Regions from separate parts of the Homo sapiens genome. Here region 2 is linked to region 1. The links are chromatin loops, found by intact Hi-C in ENCODE. Cell type or tissue: MCF 10A. All regions are shown on one strand. Each heading gives the region's core, and the rest is flanking DNA. Links, peaks and the distances in the headings are about the cores only.

Region 1 (15,842 bases), core at 6,233-11,232:
AGCTTGTGATTGATCTTAGAATATTCTCTGTGTGTAGATTAAAAGAACGTATCTTCTATGGTTGTTAAATTGAGTATTCTGTAGATTTCTATTCAGTCCAATTGGTCAAGTACTGAGTTTAAATTCATAATTTCTTTGTTAGTTTTCTGCCTCAATAATTTGTCTAGTGCTGTCAGTGGGGTGTTGAAGTTCCCCATTATTATTCTGTTGCCATTTAAGTCTTTTCATAGGTCAAGAAAAACTTGTTTTATTAATCTGGGTGCTTTAGTGTTAGGTGCATATATATTTATGATAGTTACGTCTTGTTTAATTGAATCCTTTATCATTATGTAATGCCCTTCTTTATCCTTCCTGATTGTTTTTTGTTTGTTTGTTTAAAGTCTGTTTTATTAGATATAAGAATAGTGACACTTCTGCTTTATTTTCTATTTGCATGGTAAATCTTTCTGTAGTTTTGTTTATTTGTTTGTTTTGTTTCGGTTTGGTTTTTTTTTTTTTTCTGTTTACTTTGAGCTTGTGGGTGTTATCACAAAGTGAGATGTGTTTCTTGAAGACAGCAGAGGGCTGGGACTTTTTATCCAGTTTGCCACTCTGTGCCTTTTAAGTGGGGACATTTAGACCATTTACATTAAGGTTTAACATTGATATACATGATTTTGATCCTGTCATTATGTTGTTGGCTGTTTGTTTTGTAGACTTGATTGTGTAGTTTCTTTATATTTTATTTGGGCTATGTGCTTGATTGTGTTTTTTTCTGGTAGCAGGTTTCAAACTTTTATTTCCATGTTTAGCACTACCTTAAGGATCTCTTGTAAGGCTGGTCTGGTAGTAACAAAATCCCTTAGTTCTTGCTTATCTGAGAAGGATTTTATTTCTCCTTTGCTTATGAATCTTAGTTTGGCAAGATATGAGATTCTTGGTTGGAGTTTCTTTTCTGTAGGAATGCTGAAAATAGGCCCACAGTCTCTTTTGGCTGGTAAGGTTTCTTATAATAAGTCTGCTGTTAGTCTGATGGGCTTCCCTTTGTAGGTAACCTAATCTTTTTCTCTAGCTGCCTTTATGATGTTTTCTTTTGCATTGACCTTGGTAATTCTGATGAATCTATGCCTTGGTGGATCTCATGATCATCTTGTAGCTTGCAAGGGTTATTTTGTAGTTTTTGAATTTTTATGTCCTCCTCTCTACCAAGATTGGGAAAATTTTCATGGACTATATCCTCAAATATGTTTTCCAATTTTCTATACTCTCTCTCCTTCTCTTTCAGGAATACCAATGAGTTATAGATTTGGTTTCTTTACATAATTCTATATTTTTGGAGGTTTTGTTCATTTTTTGAAATTATCTTCATTTTTGTCTAACTGAGTTGATCAGAAGAACCAATTTTCAAGCTCTGAGATTGTTTCCCCAACTTGATCTATTGGGTTTCAATTTTCTGCTAACTCCTGGTGATCTTCCTTCCCACTTAGATTCTGAATTCCACATCTGCCATTTCAATCATCTCCATCTCGTTAACAACCTTCCCTGGGGGCCTAGTGTATTTGTTTGGAGGTAAAGAGCCACACTGGCTTTTGAGTTGGTAGAGTTCTTGCACTAATTCTTTCTCATCTATGAGGGCTGGTGCTCCTTTAACTGTGGTATAAGTTGAGTATAGTCAGTTGGCTTTATTTCTGGGTATTTGTAGAAGGTCAAGACTGTGCAGAATCTTTATCTGTGGCTGGATTTTTTTCTTAGTTTTCACAGGCACTGTATACTGGCAGCATATTTTGGTGTTGTATTGTGGGCTTCAATCCAGTCGGTGGCACTTAAGAGTATTGGCCAGCAGATAGGCTCTTAGCCTTTTGGCGCAGTTGGCAGAAGTGTTCTGTGGTAGGGGAAAGAGAGATTATCCCCCTCACATGGTCTGCTTCTGGGCTTTGAAAGAGCTACAACCAGTCACTGGCTCTGCACCCATATTTTCTTTGTTAGGTGCTCTGGTCCATGGGGATCCTTCAGGCAGAAGCCATGGTTGGCAGACAGGCCATGCCCTTTCCAGGCTGGTTCTGCAGAGGGAGGTATGCCCCAACCTCCACCAATCCACAAACCCAGGTGTCTCACCTCTCTCAGTGTTCTGAGAGTGAGGGCTCCCCTCCTGCTTGGGTGCCACCCAAGCCAGTGAGTCCTGACTGGCTAGGAGCAATGAGGGTGGGTGGAATCATCTGTTCCACCATCTGACATCCAAGTGCTTCCTGGGAGAACATGGGGCTGTGCCCACCTGCAGAGTTCAGGCAGAAGTGGGTCCACTGTGCTGGAAGTCCCAGCAGGCATGACCCATTCAACTAGGAGTGGGGAGGGTGGGTAGAGTTGTCCGCTCTGCTCTCCGGTTCTTTCTAGGGAAACACAGGGCTGCACTTACCACAAAATTCAGGCAGAAGCAGGACCAGTTTCCTGGAAGCTGTCATTGAGCCTTGTCTAGTGAGGGTTTGTGGAGCAATCTTACTGCTTCCAGGCACTGTCACTGTGGCCGCTATGGGGGCTATGGCACTGGCACCAGGCTTCTCCAGATCCCAAGGCCCATGTGGGGCCCCACAGACATGAGTGTTGCCTCCACAAATCTGCAGGCACTTTCTTTATTGGTCTAGAGGCAAAGAGGTTTAGAGGGAGTCTCTCATTCTCAGCATTTCACAGGCCCTTGTGGAAAGTTTGGATCCCGTGGGGGCTCTCACTCATTCACCCTTTCCCCATGTTGAGGAGCTTCTCCTGGCTCCATACCAATCCCAGATAGGCAGCTACTCAGCTTCATTCTTCTCTGTTCTCCCCTCACTCTTTTGATGGATCCCCATATGGTTTCTTAGATAATCAGCTTCCAGGATCAGTGTTTACTCATCACTTTGTCCCCTCTCTTTAACAGTGGTGATCAGGAGCTGCCTCTGCTCTATCATCTTGAGTCTTTAAGCTGATCCTTACTCCACTCTAACAAAAGACTACAGCTGAATGAGAATGAGTTCACTGTGTTCTTTGAGAGTTAATTCTAGCATATCTGAAATTGACCTAACCTACATGGTCCTGACAATGGACAAGGCATGCTCCTCTGGTGCTTTGATTGCCCTTCGCTCTTAGCACCTGCCTCTGTGCGTGCTCGTGCCACCCCAGCCTTTTAACCACTCCTGTCCCGTGGCTTTGCTGTGCTGCTCTGTGTTGATCTGTTGTTCCTCCGGCCCAGCTCTGTTCACTGGCAGTGCCAGACTCCTTGCCAAGTGCCTATTGAGGTATGAAAGCCCACTTAGGCCTCCCCTTGTTTAGTTCCTTCCCTGGAACCTGATTAACCCTTCTTCACTTCTAGTCATCCCATCCTAAAGAATGAAAAAGGTGCAGCCCAAATAATTTAAAAATATGTCGGCATACATTGAATTGAAAGGCTTAAACATCTCCTTGAAGTCTGGCTATTTGGTAAAGATAAATAAATAAATAAATAAATAAATAAAGGCTTAAACTTTCTTCATGTCCTAAAATATAAAGGTCTAAATTCTCTTCTACTCTGTGCTGACTGCTGAGGGAAGGAATGAGAGAAGGGGTACAGAGATTGAATGTCCATGGTTAATAAGCATTCCACTGGCAATTGAGGGCTTTCTATGCCAGCCACAGTGTTTCTGGGCAGAAAAAATAAGGTCATTCTTTCAACAATTTGCACCACTAAAATACATAGTGAGAGCTCCTACTTTTTGCCTATCATGAAAGCAGAGTTTGAAGTTTTTGAGGACAGGCTGGAGGATATCAGCTCTTCTATTACTGTTCCAGGAAAATAATAGCCATGGATTTTTTTGAATATCATAAAAGGCAAAAAGGAAACTTGTATGTAGACCCATTCCATCATCCAGGCAACTAACAGGTATTCAACCTCACCACGTGCTGGGCACTCTCTGAGTACAAGAGATACAGCAGTGATCAAGACATTCTAGGGGGAATGCAAATGATCAACAGGGCACTGAACAATTATGTTATGTGATTCCAGGCAGTAGAAGAGTGATAAAGAACATAAACTAGAGTGAGGGGATAGGGAGTGATTATCTCCTCTGAGAAAAACACATCAGTATGGTCAAACCATATGACTCAGAAGGGATAGGAAAAAAAGAGAATGACATTTCCCCAGGCCTGTTGTTTTTCACCAAGAATGCTTTTTATACACAGTGATTTTTCAATGTCCAAATTAGTGATTCACAATCAGAGTGTCTGCCCTTGCTAGAGAGATATGTTAAAGGTTTAAGTCAGATAGCATTTGAAAAAGTGTCATCTACAATTCCATTGATTTACTTTGCTTTAATTGTTATATATGCAGTTTTTTACATTCTAAATTACGTTAAAGGAAATTATCAGATATGTACATTATCAAGCTTGATTTTGTTTAAGGATATTTCAGAAACAATAGTCAAATTCATCAGTTCTTTTGAGAGGACAGATAGAAAAAGATAGAGACTGAGACATTTTTATTTTGATTATTAAGATGTGAAAATTAGGCATTGAAATTTCTCATGAGAAATTATTGCTCAGTTATCAGAAGTTAATTAGAGTTTTGTACTCTAGTGATTTTACACACTATTAATTTTGTTCATAAAAGAAACAATACTGTTATTATAAGTACGCTGGTCTTACTCCATAAAATTAAATCGTATGCTTACCAAGTTGGAATTTCATAATTTGGAAACTTGAATTTTTTCATCTCTCGAAGATAGAATGGGACAGCTGAACTAAAATCACTTCACAATGGCGTCTTGATGCTAATTAGCTGTACATATCAAAGTTTTCCACTTGAATCTGTCCCAGGGCATGAAGAACATCATAAACTGTGGTATTTGCAACATCATGGATGATATTCATTATCTCTGAAAATAATCCAGACTTTTCCCATATGCTTTTGCAAAGATTAAGACTGGGTTGTCTTCTCCTATAATTTTTGTGAATCTGATGGGAAGTTTTCCCATTCGTTCAAGGTACTTACAAATGAGATACGATATGGGAAAAATGAATCAGATTTGTCACAACAGATTTGCTGTGCAGTTTGTGGTCTTTGGGATGCAGGAATGCTAAATTCTGTTCAAGAGCTGCAATCTTTATCCTGGAAGGATCACTGGAACTATTTCCCATGTAAATCAACCAGATTTGGAAGCAACATTTAGAGCAAAGAAAATGTTCATGTTGATTTTGAATTTGGTCTTTACTGATCGGATACTGCCAGCTATTTTTTCCCATTTGTTTTATTTTTTAATAATTTGTATTATTTTTCATTTAAATGTATTAAATTTCATTTATATTAAAGTTTTACTAAACTTACATTGCAGTTCCTATGTTCCAGGTATTGTTCTAAGTTCTTTACAAATATTAATCTATTCTATTCTCATAACAGCCTTCTGAGTTGGATTGTATTTTTATCATGCCCACTACACAGATGGAAACATGAAGACTTTTGAAGCTCAAGAAATGCATCCATGCTCATATCCTGTTCTCCCTGCTATGTACTTACCTGAAAAAATATTTTAAATTAATTTAATATTAGTGGAACAATTAATTTAATTTTATATTTCAGTTTTCATTTGCAGTATGTGTGTATTTTAAGAGTATATTGTTAATTTCAATTCTTTACAAAATCTAAGACATTGTTTTGTAATAAACAAATTTAAGCTATTGCGTATAACAGATTAAGTTTTTTTGGATATTCTATTCATCTTATGCCTTCTAATTTTAATTTTTCTATTGCTACAGTTGGCTTTTTTTCTAAGTAGCCAATGTCTATTTACTTCTATAATATATTCTGCTCTTTTTTATCAACAATATATTTCTTTTGACTTTTCAAAAGGATTTTAGTTTATTTCTGATTTTCAGTTATGAATAAAACAGTATTCCCTCATCTGGAAGACAGAATTTCATAGAATTTCACTTCACTTTTCCGCCACTTCTTCCCTTTCTGATCCTTGAAATTATTGTGAACAATATGAAGCGTACCATTTTTATTAACCTCATTTAGCTAAAGATACATATGCATATATAGTTTTTAGAGTAATTGTCTTTGTCATTTTATGGTTTCAACAGTTGTATAAACTCTCAGCTTATCTTTTTTAATGCTAGACACTACTCATTTAATATTATACGTCCTCAATAATGAGCACATAAGTATACAGATCTTTCTAAAGCTGGAAAACAAAGCAAAACTGAGTGTAGGGCTCAAAAAAGTTCATGTTGTTCCAGGCAAAATGAATGGCAAAATGCACAGCCAGACACATCTTGAAAAACACAAGGTCAGAGACACATGAAAATCCTATGAGGATCCAGTCGGAAGAGCAAAAGGGGTTACCAATAAAATAACAAATCCGAACTTGCTTCCAGATTTCTCCTCTGCAAAAGTACGTGTCAGATCACAACATGACATGTCTGAGAGAAAAAAAAGCTGTGGTTTACAATTTCTGTTCCAAGTTGATGTTTTTGGTAATGTAAGGAGCAGATATAAATTGTCAAACATGCACTATTTGTCCCAAGTGTTCCTCACCCATGATAGTTTGACTTCAGTTCAAGATTTTCCCTCCTCTGCCTTGGGAACTCCTCACTCCACGTTGGCCTCCACTCTGTGAGGTACAGTGGTTGACGTGTTCTGGGCTAAATATCTAAATTGTTGATACAAGAGCATGAAGTTCTAAAAAATATGAGCTAAAAGTGAAGGTGAAAAACATATAATGATTTACTCAGTTAATAGAGACTTTTTAGAGACTTTTTTTGTCGTGAAAACTAAATATGCAGAAGCAAACTGTATAAACACAGTGGAGCAAATTAAAAAGGAATCGACACTCAGAAAAATCAAAAAATATACTTTAATGCAAGTTAAGTAATATAGGAAACAAAAGAAGAGAAAGATCAAATTAATGCCAGGAGATAATTTATATACAAAGCAAAGGATGCTCAACAACATACGTAATGGGCTTCCGAATTACAAAGAACAGAATCAGGACTCAAGCAGATGCCAGATACCTGTACTCTACAATGTCATTGATGTGGCTCCAACATCCAGTGACAGGGGTTTTCTTTGCAGGGATTGGGGATGAGGATGGAGGAGGATAGAGAGGAGGTGTGATAAAACACACTGTTATGTTAAATATACATTTAGGTTTTAAGATGAAACCCCAATTTAACAAACATTAAATTGGGGAAAATTAACTTCACAATGGAGGACACATGGACAAGAATGAAGACTTTACTGATCAAAACTGGGGGTAGGCCTGGTGCAGTGGCTTGCGCCTATAATCTCAGTGTTTTGAGAGTCCAAAGCGGCAGGGCTGCTTGAGGCTAGAAATTTGCAACCAGCCTGGGCAACAAGGCAAGGCCCCATCTCTACAGAAAATTGAAAAATCAGTTGAGCATGGTGGCATGCATCTCCCGTCCTAGCTACTTGGGAGGCTGAGGGAAGAGGATTGCTTGAGCCCAGGAGTTTGAGGCTACAGTGAGCTGATTGTGCCACTGCACTCCAGCCTGCACAACAGAGGAAGACCCTTTCTGCAGAAAAAAAAACCAAAAAACTGTGGATGAAAATATTTATAAATGTAGATAGGAAAGACACATATATTTATGTATTTACATTAAATATATTATCATGAATTTGCAACGTGTTTGGAAAAGAGCCCAATTAATAAATATATTCTTAATAAAATATAAAGTGCAAAAATAAAATTATAAGGCACAGTAACCATTCACACAGCCCTCTGTATTTCTTCAAAATATGTGATCAGTGAAACATTGAAACTAACTGTTCAATGTTGTCTTTCCCACTGAGTAATAAGCTTAATGGGGAAGGAACCTCCATGGTGGATTCTCAATAAGTAGATAATTATTCATAATTAAACATGATTAATGAGAGACTAATAAAAAAGTAAGAAACTATTCTAAACTGATTGAAGATCTCAATGAAAGGAACTCTCTTATAGGAGAACATAAACTGAAAAACTGCTTCAAGAAGACGGAGAGGAAGTGAAGGCAATCTGGCTGCAACATGTGTCACCAGGGTGGATTGGGCTGATCTGGCTGGCTAGCTAGATGTCCCCTTCATCCCTCACTGCTCCATGTGCATCTCTCCCAAAGCTGCACACTCAGTCCAAGAGGACAGCCAACCCCAGTAGAAGAGGACTGGTCTTCAGTCAAACCTACGTGAGTAATTATGCTCCCCTGCTAAAACCTCCAAACAAGCTCTTAAGATGATGGAGGAAGGCACAACAGGCCATTAACAATAAAACACATTGAATAGTTAGGCAAAAAATTTCCTCCAAAAAATAAATCAGACTCTAATAATTGTACAAGTGTTTTGTCAAATCATGAAGAAGCAGATAATTTTCACTTGTTTAAAATGTTCCAGAACACAGAAATCATTTGGGAAAATGTCCAGTTAATTTTACAAGTGGCTAAAGCACCAAAAACAAAACGTAAAAAGGGAGGCAAACGTGTTTTAATTGCTTCTTTTTTGCCCCATTGGTGAGGGAGGAATTCCTGCCCTAAGGTTATGGGGAGGGCCAAGTGCATGACACATGGTGCTGGGCAGAGGGGAACGTTTATTAGTCACCTACACCCACAGCCTGGGGAGGAGGACGCTGCACTCCATGGAAGGTCACGTGGGGCTGCACTTGGAACAGACTGAACAACAAGGGCTGTGGAGAAGACTTTGTAGTATCAAGAGGATGAGGTGCCCCTGTTCCCATGGGAGGGTGTGATTGGCCTGTTTGAACGATTCCACGAGATGGCAGAAGACTGAAATCTTCTACTCAGGAATAAGCAGACACTGCTTCATCCCAGTGAAAAGGAAGGTTGTCAATTTTACCAGATGTCAAGACAGCATATAATAGTGACCCTTTTTAGGTCTTACACTACAGTATGTCTAGGGACAACACACAGACACCCCCCAATACACAATTGACAAATATTTCTTATTATTATTTATATAAACATACTCAACAAAATACTCTAAATTTGAATTAATCAGTACACTTTCAATTTAAATTTTAGTTTTATATATTAATCAATATAGTTTAAACATACCAAAATAAAGCAGGATAAATTCATGAATAGCATTGTTCAATTTTTTTAAGTTAGGTAATTACATTAATTAATGGGGCAAAGAAGAATTAAAACTTTTAGAAATTGAAAAAGGAGACACATCCACTCCCCCAACCCATATCAGAGGGATACATTAGAATTACTTAAAAGGTATAAAAAAATCCCCGCCTTCTCATATTTTCTTAATCTCCGGAATGAGAATCATGATGGAGATTTGGGTTTGTTAAAGAAGAAAACTAATCCAGAGAGATTATGTTAAACATTCAATATTCCTTACCACTAGTACTTCTTAGCAAACTAGAAAAGAACTCTTTTTAGCATCATAAAACAAATCTACTGGAAAACAAGGGCTAATACCATCCTTAGGAACAGAATGCAAGAGCCATTCCCACTACAGTTAGGAATAAGACAGCTGTGCTCCTGATCACCAGTATTTCGCTGTCTCTGGAAACTCTGTCCATGAGCTAAAGTAGGGGAAAAACTAAGGTGTAAATACCAGAAAAAAAAAATAGACAATTATTTGAGATAATGTAATTTCATCTTTTTGGAAAAAGCAAGCAAATGAATTAAAAGTTTAGTAGACCTCGTAAAAACAGAGGAAACTGGAAAATAAAATACCTGTACCATTTCTATAAGTTATTTATTTTATTTAAAATAAAACCCTGCATATATAGCACTAATAAGTTTCAAGGACTGTTTTAAGATTTTTTAAATCTTAAAAGACCGTTTTAAGATTATTTAAATATTCACTCATTTAATCCTCATAGCAGTTATGAAGTAAGTGCTATTATTGTCATTATCATTGTCTCCATTTTACTGATGAGGACACTGAGGCTTGGAGCGGCTGAGTGATGTGTCCATACTGACTAAGTGAGCAAGCCAGGATTTATGCCCTAGACCCGGGACATCTGGTTTCAGAGCCTGTGCTCTGATGCAGTGCACCTGGCTGGCTTCCTTTCATTATTTTAACATTCTGGTTAGAAAATGAGATACAATGAGCCAATTGAATTCAATAAAAATATGAATATCCTAGGAATAAACAGTATAAGAAATGTTAAATACCTGTGTGAACAAAAATACACGTATTATGTTTAGAAGTATTTTTAAAATAGGAATACATGAAAAAAGTATTACTTGTCTCATAATATTGAATATTTTAATAATTTTGATATTATCTAAATTAATTCATAAATGTATGTGATCCCAATCAGAATCCCAATGGGATTTTAAAACTTGATATAAATAAACCTAAAATAATGTTGAAAGAATAAACAAAAAAGAATAGACAGAAAATTGTTGAAAAAGAGTAGTAAGAGAATACAAGTCAGCCGGTGTTAAAAATCTATCATAATAAAAAATAAAATATATTAATAACAATTAAAACAGTGTTTTACTGACAGTAGAAAGCCAAAAATACTCCAAATACTTATTATTAAACAAAGTTAAATTTTTAAATGAGTGGTGATAAGAAGTGAATTATTATACAAGTAATTGAGAAAAATGGGATATTTTTAATCCTTTAAAAAACTGAAATTTAGATCTCTACTTTATACCTTGTAAGAAAATAGCAATTTAAATCTATAATTTTGCAAATGTATTAAAATAATAAATACGTTCAGAAGAAAATATGAGAATATTAATTTTGGGAAATATTTCTAATTTGGGGTGCAGATAGATGTCTGAAGAAACATATAAATAGTGATATTGTTTGGCTGTGTGTCCTCACCCAGCTCTTGTGTGGAATCGTAATTCCCAGTGTTGGAGGAGGGGCCTGGTGGGAGGTGATTGAGTCACGGGGGTGGACATCCCCTTTGCTGTTCTCATGATACAGTTCTCATGATATCCGGTTGTTTGAAAGTGTGTAGCACCTCCCCCCTCTCTCTCTCTTTCTTCTGTTCCTTTCATGTAAGACGTGCCTCCTTCCTCTTCACCTTCCGCCATCATTGTAAGTTTCCTGCGGCCTCCCCAGAAGCGGAAGCCTATACAACCTGCAGAACGGTGAGCCCATTAAACCTCTTTTCTTTAAAATTACCCAGTCTCAGGTGGTTCTTTAAAGCAGTGTAAGAATGAAATAATACACATATACAAATAGCAAACACATAAAATATTGACACTTAAAGCCAGCACCAAACCTGGGACAAGGAAGCTAGGGTGAAACCAGTCTCCTCTCCAGGAGAAAAGAAATATCAAGAAAGCTTTGCCAGTCACAGTCAAACTAAAAATTAAGCCAAAACACGATTGCATTCAAGCAGAGGTGGCTGTCAAACCAGTGATAGAAAACGGAGCATAGAAAGGAAGACCAGGGCTCCTCTGGAGAATCACTTCAGGGCTGTCTGTGGACCACAGAGCTCAAGTATGCTGAGCTGAGCAGAGAAGGTGCCACGTGGAAGATGGGGCTCACAGTGCATTCAAGGGGAGCAGGGAAAACAGAGGCCACTTTAGCAAGTTCAACGCAGGGAACTGAGACTTCCACACCAGGGCCTGGGTGGGGAGGCAGAGGCAGGAACCCCTCGGGGGTGAGGAATACATAAGAGACCACTGCAGCCTCTGCTGCCCACAGCACCATGGTGGGTGATTCTCGAGAGGTGATTTCCTGCCCCTAAATAATGCCAAAACCCATCTGCCCTCTGCCCTTGCTGACCCGTCTCTTTGCCTCTGCAACCAAAGCATGTGCCCCTCCCCAGCAAAGCCAAACAGGGCTCCTTCCAGCAAGGGAGCCTGGGCAGACTGGTTTTGGATCATGCACAGCCTCGGAAGGGCGGGCTGGCAGCTGGTATCACCACTCATACCCAGCACACAGTGTGCACCACATCTTGGCGTTTTCTTAGCAGTATAATCTAAACTTTCTTCCATACAGTCCTGATAGAAAACATGCTAGAATGAGTACAGCACTCTAGTATCCCAGATCCCAGCCGAGGTCATGCACAAATAACCCGAAGGTCATGCCTGCACCAAGGAGCTGGCAGATGCAAGATGGAGATAGGTCTGGGGGTAAAGCTGTATGTACAATACGTCAACTGGCCACTGTGGCTACTATAAAGGGTCACGAATGATCGTGAAGTGGATTCACACACACACACACACACACACACACAGCTAATGAAACTTCAGCTCTCGGGCCCTTCACTTGCACTGACCCTTTCTAAAACCCCAGTACCAATTTTATATTTGTAACTGTATAGTTTATCTTAAGGAGAACTCCCAGATGGTGAAAGTGTAGGTTCCACAGAGCCTGGATCTCCCACTCTGTTCAGCTCTAGCTGCAGCAAGTGCAGCCACCTTCACAGGACTCGCAAATGAGCAATACATGGAGAGAGGAAAGACTACAGGATTTCTGTGCATGATGGACACAGTGGCATGATTTGTTTTGTTTTGTTTTGTTTTGTTTTGAGATGGAATTTCGCTCTCGTTGCCCAGGCTGGAGTGCAATGGCGAGATCTTGGCTCACTGCAACCTCCGCCTCCCAGGTTCAAGCTATTCTCCTGTCTCAGCCTCCCAAGTAGCTGGGATTACAGGCATGTGCCACCACGCCTGGCTAATTTTGTATTTTTAGTAGAGTCAGAGTTTCTCCATGTTTTTCAGGCTGGTCTCCAACTCCCGACCTCAGGTGATCTGCCCGCTTCGGCCTCCCAAAGTGCTGGGATTACAGGCATGAGCCACTGTGCCCGGCCCCAGTGACATGATTTTTTAATGTGCAAAGGAAAGAATAGAATGTTTTAGAAATTGGGGAAGAAATGAGTTTAGATACCAGATAGCACTGACTACTCCCTGTGGGGTAGGATTGGATTTTCTTTGGAAGCTGGAAGAGGTGGAGGGAGAGAAGAGAGTGACTATAGAAGTAGACGGGTCATTTATGATGGGATTATGTTTCAAATACCCCTTGCACAACGCCATTGAGGAGAATATTTGGCATCCAAGGGCCCTTTTCAATATGGGAGTGTTTCCTCTTGGGTAATATGATGCTGATGTAGCATTAGATGTTTGCTTTTGTTTGCAGTTAGCTTCACACTCCACCAAGGTCAGTCACAGAAAGAGGGGGTTTCTGAAGGAGGGTCAAGCATGCAGAGGAACAGTGACTAGGGCTCCATGGCACTGGGACAGAAGGCATCAGGCTGGGAGGCCTGGGGGAAGAGCCCAGCCTGCTGCATCCCATAGTCCTGGTCAGCCCACTGGGCTCCCACAGTGGCTGAGGCGCTGCTGCTGGGTGGTGAAACTGAGCACGTCCTCCATCCCTAGTCAGGAAGGCCACCTGTGCCCTGTGCCTCACTCAGGCCCCCTCTCCTGTCTGGAAGCTGAAGGAGAAGCTAAAGTGATAGAGAATAAAGGGGCAGAAAAAGGGGGTGCCAGCTCTGTCCTGGTTGGGACAGCACCTTCAGGAGCCCATAAACTCTTTCCTCTTCTCTTTTATTGTGGACCACTCAGAGGGTTTCTCCTCATGAGACTTCCTCTGACTCTGGTTTTCTTCTTATTTATCAATTAAAGAAGAAAGTGTTTAAAGCAGATACCAAATGTAGTTTTTCCACTGCTCTGTCCAACGTAGTTATCCTGCCAAGAAGCGATGAATGGGCCAGGAGTGGTGGTTCACACTGTAATCCTGGCACTTTGGGAGGCTGAGGCGGGAGGATCTCTTGAGCTTAAGAGTTCAAGACCAGCTAGGGCAACACAGCAAGACTCTGTCTCTACAAACATTTTTCAAAAAAATTTTAAAAAGAAGCAATGACATTGCTGAAGATATAATCTAAATTCCGTAGCCCAGTTTGTAAAAATTAAACATATCAACATTTCTTAGAGAAACATTGCATTATGATTACTTACAGAATAGTAAGATCAGGAGTGAAGATGGCTTTGTCATTCTTAGATTTTAAAAGTCATTCTTTGATTTTTTTAAAGTGAGATAAGGAAAAAAAAAAAGAAAATCTAACCATGCCAACATCTGGTTTTAAATTAGAAGAAATAATTCCACATTTTAAAATGTATTTTATTGGCTTTTTAAAAAACGTACAAAAGTCATACATAATTGCCATTACAATCTAAACAGCGTGAAATGTGTCTCAATATGAGGCCCACGGTCCCTGCTTTTCACCAGGAATCACCCGTACATCTTTTTCTCTAGAAATTATCTTAGAATTTAAAAACTCAAACAATGATATACACAATACTTGGGAACTTTACATTACAGATAGATAGACATCCATACACACACATTTGCATTACGCAACTGCTTTGCATTACAGATAGATGTCCATACACACACATTTGCATTACGCAACTGCTTTACATTACAGATAGATAGACTTCCATACACACACATTCGCATATGCACACTCCAACCAAACTACTCCTGCACACACACAGAAGCATGAACAGTCACTGCACACGCGCTTCAGGGTGGGGCCACTTCCGTGCAGAGAATATCTAAGGGGCTGGGCACGCTGTTGTACCCAGAGCCATCTTCCCTGACGGACACTCAGTGTCTTCACTGCCACACTCCCAGCCGCTCAGCTCGAGCCACCTGGTGTGATTCTTCTGCCCCAGCTCCGTTTCAGTGTCTGCAATGGTGGAATTGCCCCGGGGAATTCTCCAAATTGAATCCTGACATCCAGGCCCTAACCCTTACCCGTGACGTTGGGCTCTGGTGATGGGTCCAGAAATCAGGAAGTTTACAACTCCTGAGGGATTCTGAATGCAGCGCTGAGGGAGGTCCGTGGCCCCGATGAGCCTTCTCGGGGTGGGGTTCACTGGGAGCGGAGCAGCTGTCAGGGTGAGTGTAGCAGCAGGCTGTTCTTAGTGAGGCAGCGGGAACCTCCTCCCTTGTTGGGGCTAACCCCAGTGTTCACAGGCCTCCAGGTTTACCAGGCAGGACTAAGCCTTCATCCCAAGTGCCTTCTCCGAGGAAGCACAGGGCACCTGAGCCCTGCCACCTCCCCTCTGGCCCGAGGCCTCTGCCTGCACTTGCTGCCAACAGCCTCAAGATGCCGGCCTCCCCCAGCTCTCCTGCTGGCAGGCCACAGACCACACACATGCCTTTCCTCTGAAGACCCTCGTGGAGGCGCCCCCAAGCCCCCCCAGCAGCAGGATGGAGTTGTAGAGTGTCCTCCATTAGGCCCTGGGATGGAAAGAAGATTGTAATGGATATTCACGTTACAATGTTTCAACACTCTTTCCTGGGGGATAGAAACGTCATTGGCTCTGGCTGATTGTACGTGTTTGCACGCCCTGAAGGCCTCATTTTAACTTGATCACCTCAGTAAAGACCCGATCTCCAAAGAAGGTCCCAATCTGAGGTATTAGAGTCTAGGCCTTCAACATAAGAAACGGAGTGGGTAGATTCAACTGGAAACACTGATTAACCTACTGTGTTCCAACAAATGAAGAAAACCAAGGCTCTTCTTCACTACCCCTGGAGAGCATGACTGGGGGGAAGGTGCAGAAAGCTGCCTCTCAACAGCCCCACCCCCCACCGCACCCCCACTCCCACCAGCGTCACGGCCCTGACCTAACACCATGTACCTCTGTCCTCGGCCTGGCACTGCCCGTGGTGCAGATACTCCTGGAAGGCATCACACAGGAAACACCATTCCCTAGATCCAGTCTGCATCTCAGGTCACTGACGAAGGTAACATGGGAGCAGCAACAACATGTTCCTTAGATCAAAATCCACAAAATGGTGAGGTTTGAAATGAAAAGCCACAGACCGACGGCAAGCAAGACTACCTTCTCTACCCCTCCCTGTCTTCACACCTTCGCAATGTGGTCTTGCAGCTTCTCCCAGGAAGCAGCAG
Region 2 (15,842 bases), core at 6,974-11,973, 250 kb before region 1:
ATGAGTCAATTAACCCTCTTTTCTTTATAAATTACACAGTCTCAGGCAGCTTTTTATAGCAGTGTGAGAACTAACTGATACATGTACTTCTGGGTACCAAGAGATGCCAGCTACAAATACTATACCATAAATTTAATTCTATATGAAATGCTTAATAGGAATTGGCTTTTAAAAGAATTATATGATGCAGATAAACTCAAATTGAAAAATAGTCTACAAATTCTGGCACTCTTCAAAAACACCAATATGGTGAAAAATAAACAATGGCTAGAGAACATTACAGAATAAAGGAGACTAAAGAACATGGCAACTCAATGCCATGTGTGAAAAAAATTACCATAAAGATGCCATAAAACTCGAATATAGATTGTGTATTAGATATTAGCTTTGTATTGATGTTGAATTTTCTGAGACTAATAAAGGCACTTAGGTAATTTGAGAGAATACTCTCTTTTTCGTGAGATACATGCTAAAGATCAAAGGAGTGAAAGATTATGACACCTGTGATTTACTCTCAAATAGTTCTTCCAATCAGCAAAACAACTACATGTGAGTATAACTGTGTATTCACAGGTGGGGAGGGTGATGGTTCAAATGCAGCGACATTTTTAAAAGAATATCATGTGGACAATGTGTTTCAATCCTTCGGCAAAATTCAGTAGATTTGGATTTCCAAATCGCGAGTGTCCTGGCATAGGAGAGAAATGAGAGGAGACCAACGAGGGCAAAAGGCGACAATATAGCAGAGAAGACAATTCTGAATTTTTCTTAAGTGAAAATGGAATTAAAGAGCTTTAAAAAAAAATAAAGTGCAAATGGAACAGACCTGATGATAAATTTCTAAATTTTAAAGTTTTAGTTAGCTTGATTTTTCATCTAAAACAACTCATGAATTTGGCAAATTTTGAACAGAATTCCCAAAGCCCAGAATGAAGCTGTAGGGTCCCAGCCGTGTCTTGCTAGTCATCTCTCACTTTTGCTACTAGCGAAGAAGAAGGTGGAGAAGCTTTCACAGGAAGGAAGGGAAGCTGAGGAAGAGGGGGCTCTGTCATGAAGAAACGGAGGAAGAGAGGGCTCCGTCATAAAGAAGCAGTGACAGGGGACCCCTTAGAGAAGCCGAAGAGGGAGCAGAGATAAGGAAGACAGAAACCAGCACAGGCCAGGGAGCCCCCTGGGGAAAGATGCAGAGCCCAGATGACGCTGCCTCCCCACAGGTTGCAGCACCCAGGAGGCTCCAAAGGCCTGGCCCCACCACCCAGCCCCACGGCCCTATGTTCAGGAGCCATCCAATTAGCCTGAGCTCAGCTTGCTTCTGATGGGGAACAGAATCCTTCACCCATGTTTGGAAGTCAGTTGACTAGAGATTTAGCCTGGAGACAGGTGGGTTTTCCTGATTTGAGCCTGGAAATGTGAACCAGGAGGATTTGGTTATCATCTCCGTACAGCAAGTGTGAGCCATCTGGGACTTATGTACCTCACCAGCTGTGATGCTGGAATCCTCCAGGCCTCTCATCACACCTGTCTGAGGATTCCTAGCAAAAAATTAATGTCATGGCCAGCAACCACATCTATGCGTACATCACACTCAAACCTGGACGTGAGTCTAGGGAGGTATCGGCAGCCTTCAAGCATTTGAAGGCATGTCCAGCAGAAAGGGGAAGAACTGGAATTACTGGACGTGGTGCCTTTAACATTTCTCCCTGAGACATGGTTTTGAATCCAGATCATGATTTGTCCATGAGAATAATTCCTGTCACTATTCCGTCAGGGAAATCAGTTTATCAGATGCATTTCTTAGAGTGTAGAGTATAGTGTTCTAAAATAAACATACTTTAATTGTCAGCTACCTCTTTAGAAATATACCTCCTTATAAACATTTGCTCGTCTGCACTGACTTTCCCACTGGGTAATTGCCTTTCTAAAGACAAGATATGTATCCTTAAGAGCACTTTGCACACTGGCTATTATTAAGGAAAGAAAGAATATAAACATAAAATAAATGTTTACGAATTTGAGAAATAGAAAATAAATGTGTAAAATTCCCTAAAATGAATTACATATGAAGTTTGTAGAGTCATACTAAAAATTTCCTGTATTTATTACAGTATAAATATCAGTGTTTATGAGGATCTTTAGAAAAGGGGTCTTGAGAGTTGAGGAATTAAGAAAATGATAAAATGTGGAGACAAACATCCCTGGTGCTTCTGTGTAAATATAACTATAAAAGCCCCCTTTGTCCGGCGTACTATTAAAGTGAGTTTGGGATGGGGTAGAAGGCACTCTAGTCTCCCTGCTGCCCTGCTGCCCTCTTGGAGTTGTCATTGCTCTCCAACCCAAATCATTGTCCGCTGCTCCAGAAGATGCATGGACCTACCAAGGTCACAGCCTCATGCACCCGATCCCTCAACCCGGAGAACTGCACTGAAGTTGAACTTGAATGAGAATGGATACAACTGACAATAAAGAAGTCTATGCACACTAATAATAAAAGGTGGGATTTGCATCTCACGTGTGCATGAGGGTCCCAGAGGCCGTATTTCTCTCTGAGCCACTGTGTAAATCATCTGTAGAGATGAGAACAGGCCCTTATTCAGTGTTCATCAAGTCTTACCTACACAGCAGGATATCAGTCTAACCCTGAAGCACCCTTGCTCTAACTATGCCCCAGGATTGAGGTGTGAAGCTTCTAGGCTGTGCATGTAATTCACATAGTCACATGGGGAATGCAGCTACAAATGATCATTGCCACGTCACAGGGAGAAGAACAATTCGCAAATGCAAGTTTTAAGTCTCAGGCGTATTTCTACTGAAAAGCAGAGTCATTTTTGGCTTACTGCTCCTTCTAGATGAGTTAATTTGGCAAAGTGCTAACTAAGCCCGAATCTCTGGTGTGAAAGCTGAAACACATTTGAGTCCAGAAAAGCAGGGGCTGTCTGTAGATCAAGGAGCCTTCTGCTTTGGGATTGTTGAGAAAATTAAATCAGCATCTGAAGACAAAGAGCGAGCACTCTGTAAGTTCCTGGGTTTTTGGTTTTGTTTGGTTTTCAACGGTCTTGCTCTGTTGCCCAGGCTGGAATGCAGCAGCATAATCACGGTAGCCTCAGACTCCCAGGCTCAAGGGATTCTCCGACCTCAGCGTCCCTAGGAGCTGAAACCACAGGTCTGAGCCATCATGTTTGGCTAATTTTAAAAAGTTTTTTGTAGAGATCGTGTCTCCCTATATCGCCCAGGCTGGTCTCAAACTCCCGGCCTCAAGTGATCCTTCAGCTTCAGCCTCCCAAAGGGGTGGGATTACAGGCATGAGCCCCTGCGCCTGGTCTCTGTAAGTTCCTGTTAAACAAAAATAAATATAAATATGCAAGAGTGATCTTCCTTCTTCTCTCCTCACCTTGTGGAGGGGATAAGGGAAACAGCGCTTCTGCAGACAAACATCCAACTCTGTGTCCTCCTGCACTCCACCTTGCAGGTCCCCATCGCCCTGTTCTTGCGACATCCTGGGAAAGCGACCCCGGTGGCCGAGCCCAGTGTGCCTTCCTGGACCCATCACTTGGCACCCTGCACATGCTCCTGACGGCAACTCTACTAGGTGGTGCCCTGGGCTCTCCCTCCGGTCCTGTCAGTGTGACTTCCTTTGTTTGGGTAGAGATGCAGGGAGAGGGCTCTGTGAGCACGTCATTAATAAGATTATTCAATGTCATATTGTGTCCTTTTTACCCAGATATTATTCTTCACGTATTTGCAAGAATCCTAAAGATTGCTGACTTGAGCTTCCAGGTATCCTAAAGTCTGGTTCAAATGTAGTAAGTCCCAACCGTACTCTGTGCAGCACCTGGGCACTGCTGTGTGGTGGAATATCCTGTCCTGTTCTGGTTATTGATCACTGATCATTACATAAGGAGCTTCTACACATGTGCACCATTAAAGACCCACCACATCATTATGCTCTTGGATTCCACTGGCCAGGAAGTTGGCAAGGTGGGGAGGCTGGCTTATCTCTGATCCCAATGTCTGAGGCCTCAGCTAGGAAGATGCACGTGGCTGGGGGCTTCCACACACTCCTTCTCCCATGCATCTGATACTGGGACTGCCAGACTTAGGTGCTGAGCTCAACTGGGCTCTCAAAGTCCTGGCCTCTCCAGGTGGCATGGGCTTCTCTGGGGTCCTGTGAGTGTCCTGAGAGCCAGGCAGGAGGAGAATCCCTCTAACGATCTCATCTCAGAAGTCACATGGCATCACTTCTGCCTCACTCTCTTGGAAGGAAACACAAGCCCACCCAGATTCAAGGGGAGAGGAAATTGACCGCATCTCTCCATGGGAGAACTGGCCAAGGACCAGCAACAGTTATTAAAGCCATCCCATGACATTTTGCTATTTGATCAATGAGCTTATACTCTACGATGAGGGCGTCTGGGTCTCCTATTTGACCTGGTGCATCCAGGGTGTGTGGTGGCTTCAATCCTCAGCCACACCACAGACAAGTGTGGGTGTATCTCCATCAACAGCATTCCCGCATGTTAGGACAAGCGGTTTCTCCTGGGCTTCTGCTACCGTAATTCTCAACGTCTCTGAAAGGAGAGCTTAGTCCATTCTCACATCCCTATAAAGAAATACTTGAGACTGGGTAATTTATTTTAAAAAAAGGTGTAATTGGCTCATGGTTCTGCAGGCTGAACAGGAAACACAGCACTGGCTTCTGCTTCTGGGGAAGCCTCAGGAAGCCACAATCATGGTGGAAGGTGAAGAGGGAGCTTGCATGTCACGTGGCAAAAGCAGGAGGAAGAGAGACAGAGCAAGGTGCCACACGCTTTAAACAACTAGACTTTGTGAGAACTCGCTCTTGCCAGTACAGCACCAAAGGCATGGTGCCCAACCATTCATGAGAAATCCACCCCCATGATCCAATCACCTCCCACCAGGCCCCACCTCCAACACTGGGGATTATGTTTCAAAATGAGATTTGGGCAGGGAACACACATCCAAACTATATCAGAGATCAGGGAAACTTTAAGTAAATTACATGATTCTTCCCTAATTCTACTGTCCTGTCCATCATATTGAAATGGAAGGATAATGGTCCAAACCCCAGATTCCCATAATTCTTGCTTTCTCACATTCAGGGGTAGATGGAGGAGCAGATGACAGTTCCAAGCCACCATGGATGGGGCTCAGCTGGGAGCCATGGCCCCAGTCCCCAGTATCTGAGCCAATCGCTCATGTGCCTCCGTGTGCTGAAGTGAGCTGCCACTGTCCAGCTCCCAGGAGATAGCACTCCCCCATGGACTGGCCACCAGCCACCTCATATGTACCTGGCTCTGCCCCTTTAGCACCAAGCAGAAGACCTGTCAGGTATCAGGTGCTCAGTGCAGGCTTTTCCATGTGAGACATCTTCTCGGCCAGGGCCCTCATGAGAGTGAAGCTGCAAGAAGAATTGAGGGCTCTGTCAGCAAGGAAAGCAACTATGCTAGACCTCCCTGTGAGCTACTCTGAGGGTGCTCAGGGCTCCCAGATCATTGAGCATTGAGCATCCAGTCTCCCACCCACCCCAGCTCTGAGAGCAGAGTCATCCTCTAGGCCCCGTCCTCATCCCTGCAAGCTCGACCTTTCTCAAGATTACTCAGCATCTGACCCTCAATCGGACACGAGGTGTAAATGAAGAGGCTCCTAGTACAGCGGGAGCTGTGGAAGACATCAGGAAGTGGCGATCTGAGCTGCTGAGAGATTAGACAAAAAAAAAAAAAAAATGGAGCCATTGGAATGCATGAAGGCCTATCCCGAGGGCAGCAGGAGACACTTCACAGTCACCCGAGTTCAGCCCAGAAGCACCTCTGCAGAGGAAAAGAGCTGCCTTCCCTTCAGAAGGGAAAATGTGATGCCGATAAAGGTAACAAGCCTGTCCCAGTCACAGAGGATCATCAGATCATCATACTGACAGCTAAGATTAAGTGAGAGGCAGTGCAGTGTGTCCCTAAGGCCGCGGGTGGAAGTCAGGCCACCAGCTCTGTCGTTAGTCATCTGAGTGACCTGGGACAAGTGACTGAAGCTCCCTGTGGCTCAGCCTCCCTGTCAGGAGGACCTCATGAACTTGTGGAGGGGACAGACGACAGTCGTGAGTTAGGCTGGCACAGAGGCAGCTTCTTACCAAAGTCGGCCTTGGCATTAACGACAAGGTGCCAGCACCCCCGCCGCATCACTGTCCAGCACTCCAGGGCTCTGTGGAACAGGAATTAATAATGACTCTACTGGGATTCAAACCCACATCAGTCTCTGAATCCAGCACCCAGGCACTTCTCTGCAATGAACGGTCACTCAGTGGGAGGATCGTGACAGAGAGGCCAGTGGCATGCTGCAATTCCAGTGGCCAGCAAAGCCCCCAGCTTAGCTCACACCCCTGGGCATCCTTCCCACCACCACAGTGCAGGAGACACTCACGGGCCCAAGATCACAACTTTGAATTTTCAAATGGCATGAAATGAGGCTTGCCATGCAGCGTTTAAGGAAACTGGGAAGGATATGAAAGGCATTTACATAATGATTTCCTTACATAATAAAAATGCTTAAACTTCACCGCCTTGAAAGAAAAATAAACTTCAGTTATGTGCCAAGTTAGTGTACATGGGACATCTCAGTTTTCTATTATGGGATGCATACGTTATACACTTAGAGGTATCTATATTCCCATGCTGGACCACACATGCAACAATTCAAGATGTATTTGTGCATAGTGTCCATTTGTAACTTGTGCTTTTTAAAAATTGTTTTACTTGCCATAAAAAGTAACTTTGACAATTTGTAATTTTGTTTAGGACTTGAATGGGAAAACTGTAGGCCTTTAGCAACTGCCGTTGCCTGGGAGCCAGTCATTTTTATAAATATTGGTTCCCGTCTCCCCTTAGTCGAAGTTTGCTGTGTTTGCTGTTTGTATTAACTGACTGAAATTTTTGTTCTTTTTTTTCTTGCTCTGTTTTAGAATATCTGTGCATGTGCAGGTTCCAGGGTGCCCTGCTGTGAGGAGCTGGCGGAGACTGATGCCTGAGGCCAGTCTCCCGGCAACTGCCCACAGCCTTGACCTGTTTACCTAAGATCAGCGGTTCACATTCAGGGATGGGTACTTTTTTTTTTTTCAATTTTTAACTTCACACTTGTAAATATTTGCTGGCTCTTTTTCTTTTTTAATAACAAAGGTTCTATTTGAAAAAGAAGCTTTGAAATTATTGTCTTACTTTAGAAGAAATGGCCAGAAACCCTCCCCCACCCTGCCTTGCTGCAATTATTGATGCTATTAATATGCCCAGGAAACGCTTCTTTCAGGTTGTTATAGCATCACGATGAAGAATTCTTGGCTAAAGAGGTTTCTGTCCTCCATGGGGGATCAGAACCGGCGACCCACAAAGCCTTTGGCTTCATTCCTGGTACCTTGTTCTATGCAATGAAACGTCCACCCAACCTTTCTCAGCCCGGGGCTTCCCCGAGCTCCTTCTCACAAAGACCTGATAACAGGAGGACTGTAGACCTTCATTTGCTTTCACCCTCAAAAGCATGCACACAGCCAACTGGGCGAGCAGATGAAAAGGTTAATCCCCCTCCTGGTCTCCACTCCACTCAGTAGAGAATGACCTGCTGTGATTTTCCTTTCCCCCATCTCCTACTTCTCCCTGGGGAAGTGCCAGGGTCCCCACCCCTGGAACTTGGCTGGCCATGAGGAGTCCTGTTTTCGTTTTAACCATCAGCTCTCAATTGATTCCAAACCAAAGGCGATGGGTTGCCTGTGAAACATAAACTAGGTGCTGCACCACGCACGTTTTGACCGACTGAAAATTTGAATTGCTAGAAAAGTGATTTATCCCATCTCAAGTTTCAATATGATTATTAAGTGAACTTCTTTTTTCCTTTTCTGGCAAGGGTTGAAAGAAAGGGTCAAGAATCAGCCCTGTTTATTTAGACAGTGGCATATTTCTTGATGGGCTAGGGATGACAACTGGCAGGTAGAGGTGGCCCCATGCAAACAGCAGGTGGAAGTGGGGGTGCTCAGCCTCTGTACTCTGAAGGGAAGTGGTCCGGTTGGCCCTGGGCGTGATGGGGCCCTAAGGAGTCACAGTTTGTCACATCCCAGGTGTGTCTCCGCCTAAGCCACCCTCGCAGCAGTCTCAGGCAAGGTCCTTGGGAGACCAGGCGGGGAGAGAGGGCCTCTGGCCAAGCTCCTTGCAGTCAGGGGAAGCTTGAGTCTCCAGGCCTCCCAGGACCCAGTCACTGACAGGGAACCAGCCCCCGCAGCTGGAAGCTGCCCCACCTCTAAAATCAGGTGGGGCTGCTGGAGCCAGGGCCACAGCTGCACTTCTGCTATTACAGAAGAGGTTGGTGCAACTGAGGTGGCCTGCTCTTGGCTTTGGGTGGTGACCGGGCTGGGAGGTTGGGCTTCTCCCTGAGATGGTCACTGCGTCAGGTATGAGGATGCCACACAGTCCTGCGCTCAATGGACACGTAACCTTGCACGAGGCCGACACATCGACAGATTGTCGCCTGGGCTGAGGAGTGGGCTGCAGCTGGGGCCCTCCTGAGGGTGACAGGGCCGGCTGGGAGGGTGAGCTCCCTGGGGAGCAAACACTGCATCGGGAGGATGGACTGTACCAGCCTGGCCTCCTAGAATGCAGAGCTCAAGCAGGTGGGCTGGGTCCAGGTTATGGACAGCACCTGCTAATAGGAGTCCTTCAAATTAACCTAAAGAACCAATATAAAGCCCTGGCCCAGAGCAAACAAAACATGGATGCTAACACTTTCTAATAGAGGATAACAGCAGAGAGGAAAGTCGACTGTGCACCGACAATCCCCAGCAGCAGCCACACAGCAATGCACTACACTGAGGCTCATTTCCAAGCCCCCTGCTCCTCTGACGTAGGCCCATGAGGTCCTAGGAAGAATTTATTCATCCTAGAAGGATGAATTAAATCTGTCTGACACTGGCCTGATTTTAGTACTGAAGGTCCTGCACCCCAGGAAGTCCCCAACTCGGTCCCAGGTAGACCAGGACAGTTGTTCACCCTAACTTGGAGGCTAGCTTTCAGACACCCAACACCCAATGCAGAGGGACAGGAAATTGGCCTCTCAGCCAAGCTGTTCCAGACCCGACCAGAAGAGGGCAGCCAAGGACCATGGCTGTGAAATAGACGTGGGGTTGCCAGGAATCTCCACAAACACAGGCCCTGGTCCACTTCCCAGGTCGAGGCCTCTTTTATGGACAGGGCTGGGGAGTGTAGACTTCGAGGGGATAGAACTCTAACATAGGTCCAATGAACCCACGGTCCCGGTGTTTGTGAAATGTCCTCGAAGTCCGGTCTCCCGTTCTGATATGCTTCAGTGTAAATTCTTCCTTAGCATTATTTGTTTTTATCAGATGTAAAGAATGAAGACGTCTTGTCATTTAACAAAAATGACAGCTGTGGTTTTGGAAGAAAAAAAAATTACGCCTTTTCATCAAGTATTTGGAGAATCACGGGACCCTTTAGAAGTCTCGTTGGTACTTTTTGTGCTGACACTGGCGGGGTGTGCAGCTGCCCCGACCATCAGCCCATCCCCGTCTGCGGGTGGAGATGGCTCATGGACAGGAGGCAACAACCCCGACGGGAGCAGCAGCTCCCGCAGGAGCCCACAGGGACATCCTCCTCTTCTTATCTGAGGCCTGCAAGTGCCAGTGCAGGAGCACCTCCTTGGGGCAGAGGGAGTGAGAGACAGGAAGGGGAAGGACTCAGCCCAGCACATGGGGGACCGTGGCAGGTGCACCAGGGGTGCCCCCGCAAGGGGCCGGCTGAGGTCAGAGGGGCTGCGACTCATGTAGCACCCACCTGCGGGGCTGACTCCAGAAACCAGGACCTGTGCCCAGGAAGCAGACCACCCTCCAGGCCATGCCCTTCCGGCATCAGTGAGGTGTGCAAACTGCTTGGCAACTGGGGTGCAAGGCCGGGCGCTCTCGAGGCCAATACATCAGCTGGTTTTATTCGTTAACACAGTGGTGCCTGGCATGGGGGAGGGCACTTAATAAACCTTTGTTGGATGAAGGGTTACGATCACCGACTAGCGCTGCTTTCTAGAACAATTTTCCTGGGAGTGCCCGGCCCTTGCTTTGCACCCTAAGTACTTTATATTGTCTTATGCTCTGCTAGGTTCCCAGGGCTGCCTGAAAACTTAAAATGAAATTGATAGCTCCAAGCAACAGAAAGGCTGGAGTGCTGGAGGGCAGAATTCTGAAATCAATGTGTCCATGGGGCCGTGCTCCCTCTGAAGGCTCCGGAGGAGACAATTGCCTTGCCTCTCCCGGCTTCTGATCCCTGTACGCATTCGGCAACTGGCTGCATCCCTCCATTCCCTTCTGACCTGGCCTTCTCCTCTTTTTTCCTGTGTCTCTCTGTGTCCAGATCTGTCTCTTATGAGGATATTCTCATTGGATTTAGGCCCACCCTCATCCAGTATAATCTCATCTCAATTCTTACCTTAATTCCATCTGCAAAGACCATATTTCTAAGTCAGGCAATGCTCCGAGGTTCCCAGTGTACAAGAATTGTTGGAGTACACCATTCACCCACTACACACACAGAGACAGCAGCCTCTGTGGCTGCCGACAGCACAGGCAGGCCCTATGTTAAACGCTTTCTTTGTGTTTTCACATTTTATTCTCAGAGTCACTCTATGAAGTAGGTTTTATTAGGATCACTCCCATTTTACAGGTAGAGACACTGAGGCAAGTTATGTCCCCTGTCCAAGGTCGGAAAGCTAAAAGGTGACAGAGCCAGGGATGGCCTCCAAATAGACATGAGCCAGCTGAGCCCTGCAGCCCCAGACATACCTGCCCCGTGTTGCCCCTCCAGATGGACTCGGCACTCAACTCTGCCAGAAAATGCCCCGGGACATGTTTAATAGATGATTAGAACTAGTTGAAGTTTTATTTTTTGTGACTACTTTGAAAATGCAGGACTATCCAGAACACTAATAGAGGATGAACAAAACCAGCTGTTGATATGTGGACATCCGTCCCTCTCTAAAATACTTGGCCTGCCACACACCAGAGGGAGTTCTCACTGATCTTAGATTCCTCAGTATGCCAAAGATGAGATCTTCCTAAACTTTTTGCTATAATTTGAAGGAGCATGACAAGTGAGGGCAAAACAAATTATACAAAAATTCTGAGCTTCGCACACTTCCTATGTAGAATGTTAGCCATGCAAGTAGCCTGACAAGGGTAGCCACGCTAACCACCAGCCCTTCCCTGGCACTTACAAGGGTAGCCACACTAACCACCAGCCCTTCCCTGGCACTTACTGGGGTACTAATGCGCTGGTAAAGTTAGGAGAGTCTGGAATGGCATAGCCATAGATATTGCCCAATCTGCTCCCATGAACAATGTCCCCTGGCCAAGCCGCCCTGTTGCTTGGAATCAAGGAATCGGGTGCAATGTCAGCTGATCCCTGAGCAGTGGCCTTCCACAACCCCCAGCCCCTGAAATGATGCAAACAGGCAAATTGCATCTTCCTTCTGGAACCAGGGTCATCCCACCCTCTTGTTACTACACAGCCAGCCTGCCCCAGCCCCTGGGTGGATACTCAGTTCCTGAATGTGACTCTGTGGGGCCACATGACGCACGGTGTCTTCCATCCTGGGAATGTGAGTGGATGTGACTAACATACCACTGCCAGCTGCATCTGCCCCGTGCTGGTGTGTGTTTGGCCATCTTCATAAGCCTGGAGCAGGACTTCCTCCCTCACCAATGGGATGAGGAGGAGGCCATTGGAAGCTCTACTCACCAGGTCCTGCAGAAACTCACAGTCCTTGAGGAAGCAGCCAACTTGGAAACATAAGGCAAGAGAGAGGAGTCCCACACTGATGGCAGGCAGAGAAAACAGTGATTTCTGAAGCAAAGCTAAGAGAAGAGGTGACCTTTGAGATGGATGTTGAAGCCAAAAGAGGTGGTCCCCAGACAGACCCAGGGCTGGAGGGCCAGGCTGGAAGGGCATTTGTGGCACAGGACAACCACGTGCATGAATGTGACAACCAGGAGGCAGCTCAGGGCCCTGCTGTTGTGCCCTTTAGCACTCCACGGTGTGGAAGTGTCTGAATCCAGATTCTGGCAGTGTCTTTTCAGTCCACACTCTTGGGGGCAGCATCTGGGTATAAGCTCAGAGGTAGCATCACCCTAGGTGGCAGGAAAACATTAAAAGATGGTTCTGAGGCCTGATTGACAAGAACCTGCCAGTGTCCCACGGATAGGGTGGCTGGGCCTTGTTTGTCATCATGAAATGGTACAGGGTAGAGACTTATCTGAAAAGTTTGACTCCAGGCACTGTAGGTTGACTGTGTTGTTCACTGACCTCCCAATGTCTTCACGGGGTCTTTGATTACCTGCACTATAAAGTCTGTAGACCTTCAGCATCTCACTTCTGACAGAACTGTAGATGTAACTTTTCAGAATCCATATGAAATATTAACTACTACTCTGAGGGAGGTGAGGGGATTGCATTCTAGCACATTTTAAAATACAAACGGGGACACAAGCAAAGAAAGGCAATGTCCTCAGGCATCCAGTGCCGGGAACAAGACACATCTCAAGTGTGCAAGCCAAGGGTACCCCGTTATTATCACAGAGGAGCAGAGTTCAGCGGAGTAATAGAAGTGTCACCTTGGAAAGGCAGGGCTGGATGCATGCACAAATCAGGATGTGAATCCTGGATTCACATTCAGTGCATGATTCTCGCTCACATTACTGTGCCAATAACTTTAATTTAATAAGCCCATGTGTCAAGGGCCACTTCAGATCCGTCACAGCTGCTGCCTCCCCTCCCTGGTTCCTTGGAAAAGCTCAGTTCTCTGGCTGGCTGCTCCCTCCAGCATCCGCAGAAGGCTGTGTGCTCACACTAGCTGCCTGCACTGACACTTCTGGAGGAGGAACTCAGCATTTCCACAGGTCACTCTGGCTATGATGGCCCAACTCAACCCTCATGACAATGAGCGTGTACAAGGGTGTTCCTGGGGACCTTACCCTGCGGTGAGGAAAAGTGCTGAGCATGCAGGGAGAAAAAGAGAAAACAAATACACGAATCACTTTAATTTGATGCCCCAAATAAAAACTGCTCAAAATGACATTTAAAGGAGGCATTACAGGAGCAAGTTTTATGACTAACCCTTTTACCCAAGAGTAGGCAACAGAAGGGAGACAAAGGTTATTTTTAAGAAATAGTAATGTAATTTAAGAAAACAATATTGAAAATGAATTAATATTGGTACTAACATTTAACTGGGGCTTGCAGACAATAGGGAGGAGAAGCAGGTTTGCAATGGATGTGTTGCTTATGACCGTGCTGTTTATGACTGGCCTAACAAAGCCAGAAACCTGGCCAGGAGAAGGAACGATATTTTCCAAAACATCACAGACGATTCGGACCCTTAAGTGAATGGGTACAACAGAATCAGAGGAAAGGAAGGGTTTAGGTGACCATGAGGCATGGGGAGCATCACAAGGAGAGACATGGCAGAGCCAGCATTTCTTCAGGGCTGTGCCAGCCCCTAAGCACCTGAGCTTCCTGTGCGTGGGGTCCAGCCAAGTGTTTCAGATAACAATTTCTGAACTGTTGTTTGTTTATTTTGTTTTTTTAACCCAGCAATCTATGAAAAGGCCAATACTCTTGAGAATAACTGCACCCACACTCTGCAGTGAGACCTGCATGTACTTAATCTGGAGCAAACCCAGCTGTAGGTAACACAACCCCAAGGCACACACTGCATTCCAATCTTTGGGGCTCTGCAGGCTGGTGTGCTCTCAGTGTCTGCTAGAGGGCCAGTCTTCCAGATCCACATCCTCTCTGGGCCTACACTGTGCTTCTCCACAATATCTGAGTTACATTGTTTTGTTTCTTTGATTCACACTCTTTTTTTTTTCCAATGAGAGTTTTTCACATATGCATTTTTGTTCCTCAAACGCTTTCTGTACAACCTTTACATATTTATTGATTGTGATAGAGGGCTTCTTTTTTCCCTAATTAGCAGACTTTGCAAATTCCTTGTCTGATTTTGCTGGGAATATTGCTGTGTGCTGCCTTCTCCATGCCTTTCTCTCTTTTACTTGAGCAATCTGTCCATCACTGGTTCAGTTCAGCCCTCGCTGAAGATGGCTTTATCACCCCCCAGGCACCATGGAGACATAGCGCCTGATACGGCAGCCAGAAGGACAACCTCTCTGTTCAAGGCTCTGTGCACGCTATCGAGAGGCCTTCTCTATAGAAAGCCCCCAGAGGCCGGAAATCCTGCGTGAGGTGCTTCAGCATGAGGGGTTGAAATGCAAAGAACTGGGTTTAAAAAGTAAGTAATGAGAGAGGTGGATATCTGGTTTTCTAGGAAGAAAGAGTTAATGGAGAAAAGAAATTGAGTTTTTGAGTACAAGTAGTCTTGGCCACAGGAAGAAAACAAAAGCCACCTTCCAGAAAAAGAAGCTGTGTGAGCAGAAGTGGATGGAGAAGCATATGAGTACACTACTGTTTGCTGAAGATTCACCACAATGGAAGAAAGACCAGGGTCAGGAGTGAAAAAGGTTGAAGGTGGGGAGCTGGGTGGGGACTGTAAGAAGGCTTCTACAGCTACCAAGGGTGCAAGCTCCTGTCCACAGCAGCAGGGTGAGCCGGACACAGGGGTCCTTGGAGCCTGCAAATGAGAAATGAGCTCAACCCCTGGGCATTTTGATCAAATGAGCCAGTAGGTTCCTGTGTTGACTGAAGCTATTTCGAGTCATCTTGTAGGCTCTAAACTGGGGTGCTAGTAATTGAAATTGGAAGAGAGAAGTTTAAAGAAATACTTAGAAAAAGGATAGAAGTTAGAGATCAATTAGAGGTGAAGAGCGTGAGTGCAGAGGGTGTTGAGATTGACCTCAGGTTGCTGAAGTAGGTAAGTGTGGATAGAGTGACACATTTGGGAGAAGGAGGACATGCCTGGTCCTTATTATTCGGAGTTTGAATAATTGTTGAGGATTTAGGATCCCAATAAATAGAATCTCTCTTCCTTACTTGAGCTTGGAATCCATTGAGAAATAAATGGAGGTGTCAGTCAGTTGGAAATGTGTGAGATATTATTGATAAGAGCTCTACAGGAAGACGGGGCTTAGAAGTAGATTCAGGTGTGCTCATCAATATCTCCCCTTGCTGTGCATGGCCCAGAGAGTAGTCGAGAACCCAGAATCTCTGCAGACATAGGAGCTCCAAGGAGGACTCAGCAGAGCTGGAGCCCCATGTGGTCTATTGTTTCTGCGCAAGCTCACCAATCACAGCAAGTGTGAGAAGGCAGAGAGAAGTGAGGATGGGTGCTGGACAAGGAGGCTCATCACCTGAAGCCAGGCAAGCATAAGCTCTTGCCGCCAAGAGCCCCTTCAAGCCTGAAGCACAGAGTCCAGCAGGAAGTTCCAAGAATGCCTCTGATATTTCAGGGAGAGCCCACGGCACGGAATGTGTGTGTGTGTGTGCGTATGCACTTCTGGGCGTGTGTGTGTGTGCATGTGTGTGTTGTCACTTTACAAGAAAAGAAACCTCAGGAGGGCCTGGGCTCCCCTGGTAGAGATTTTCCTTAGGGAACAGCCGTGATGTGTAGTGGCTCGAGGATGGAGCCCTTAGGATCACCACCGTCTACCGAGAGAGATCAGAGGAAGAGAATTCTTTAATGAGACAAAACAGACAGCGAAGTCCATGGAGAACCAGGAGAGAAGAGTGTCCCCAAAGTCAGCAAGGGTGAGTGATAAGAAAATGCAATAAACATCATATTCCGAAGAGCAATTCATTAAGATAAGGCATGAAAAAAGGCCATAAGTCACGGCAACGTGG

Evidence for each region. Peaks named below come from ENCODE experiments on the same cell type or tissue, not always from the same donor. Only the 100,000 strongest peaks of a DNase experiment are listed, where the experiment ranks them.
Region 2: it touches region 1 in a loop (6-fold over the local background); 8 of 110 quality-filtered maps call a loop at or near these places.

The regions. Positions count from the first base shown.
Region 1 is chr5:5,118,067-5,133,908 of GRCh38, forward strand. It overlaps ADAMTS16-DT (ADAMTS16 divergent transcript), which reads right to left. Exons shown (of 4, transcript NR_109915.1): 2 at 15,802-15,842; 3 at 15,571-15,704; 4 at 14,019-15,166. It also overlaps the pseudogene RN7SKP73. Among named protein-coding and RNA genes, the nearest start is that of ADAMTS16-DT, 14 kb to the right of the region's middle. In MCF 10A, for the core only: no CTCF peak of the experiment used is centred there; a DNase peak (open chromatin) is centred at 8,575.
Region 2 is chr5:4,870,758-4,886,599 of GRCh38, forward strand. No RefSeq gene overlaps it. Among named protein-coding and RNA genes, the nearest start is that of LINC02114, 110 kb to the left of the region's middle. RefSeq lists an enhancer at 9,001-9,070. In MCF 10A, for the core only: a CTCF peak has its summit at 9,129 (motif pointing right); a DNase peak (open chromatin) is centred at 9,134.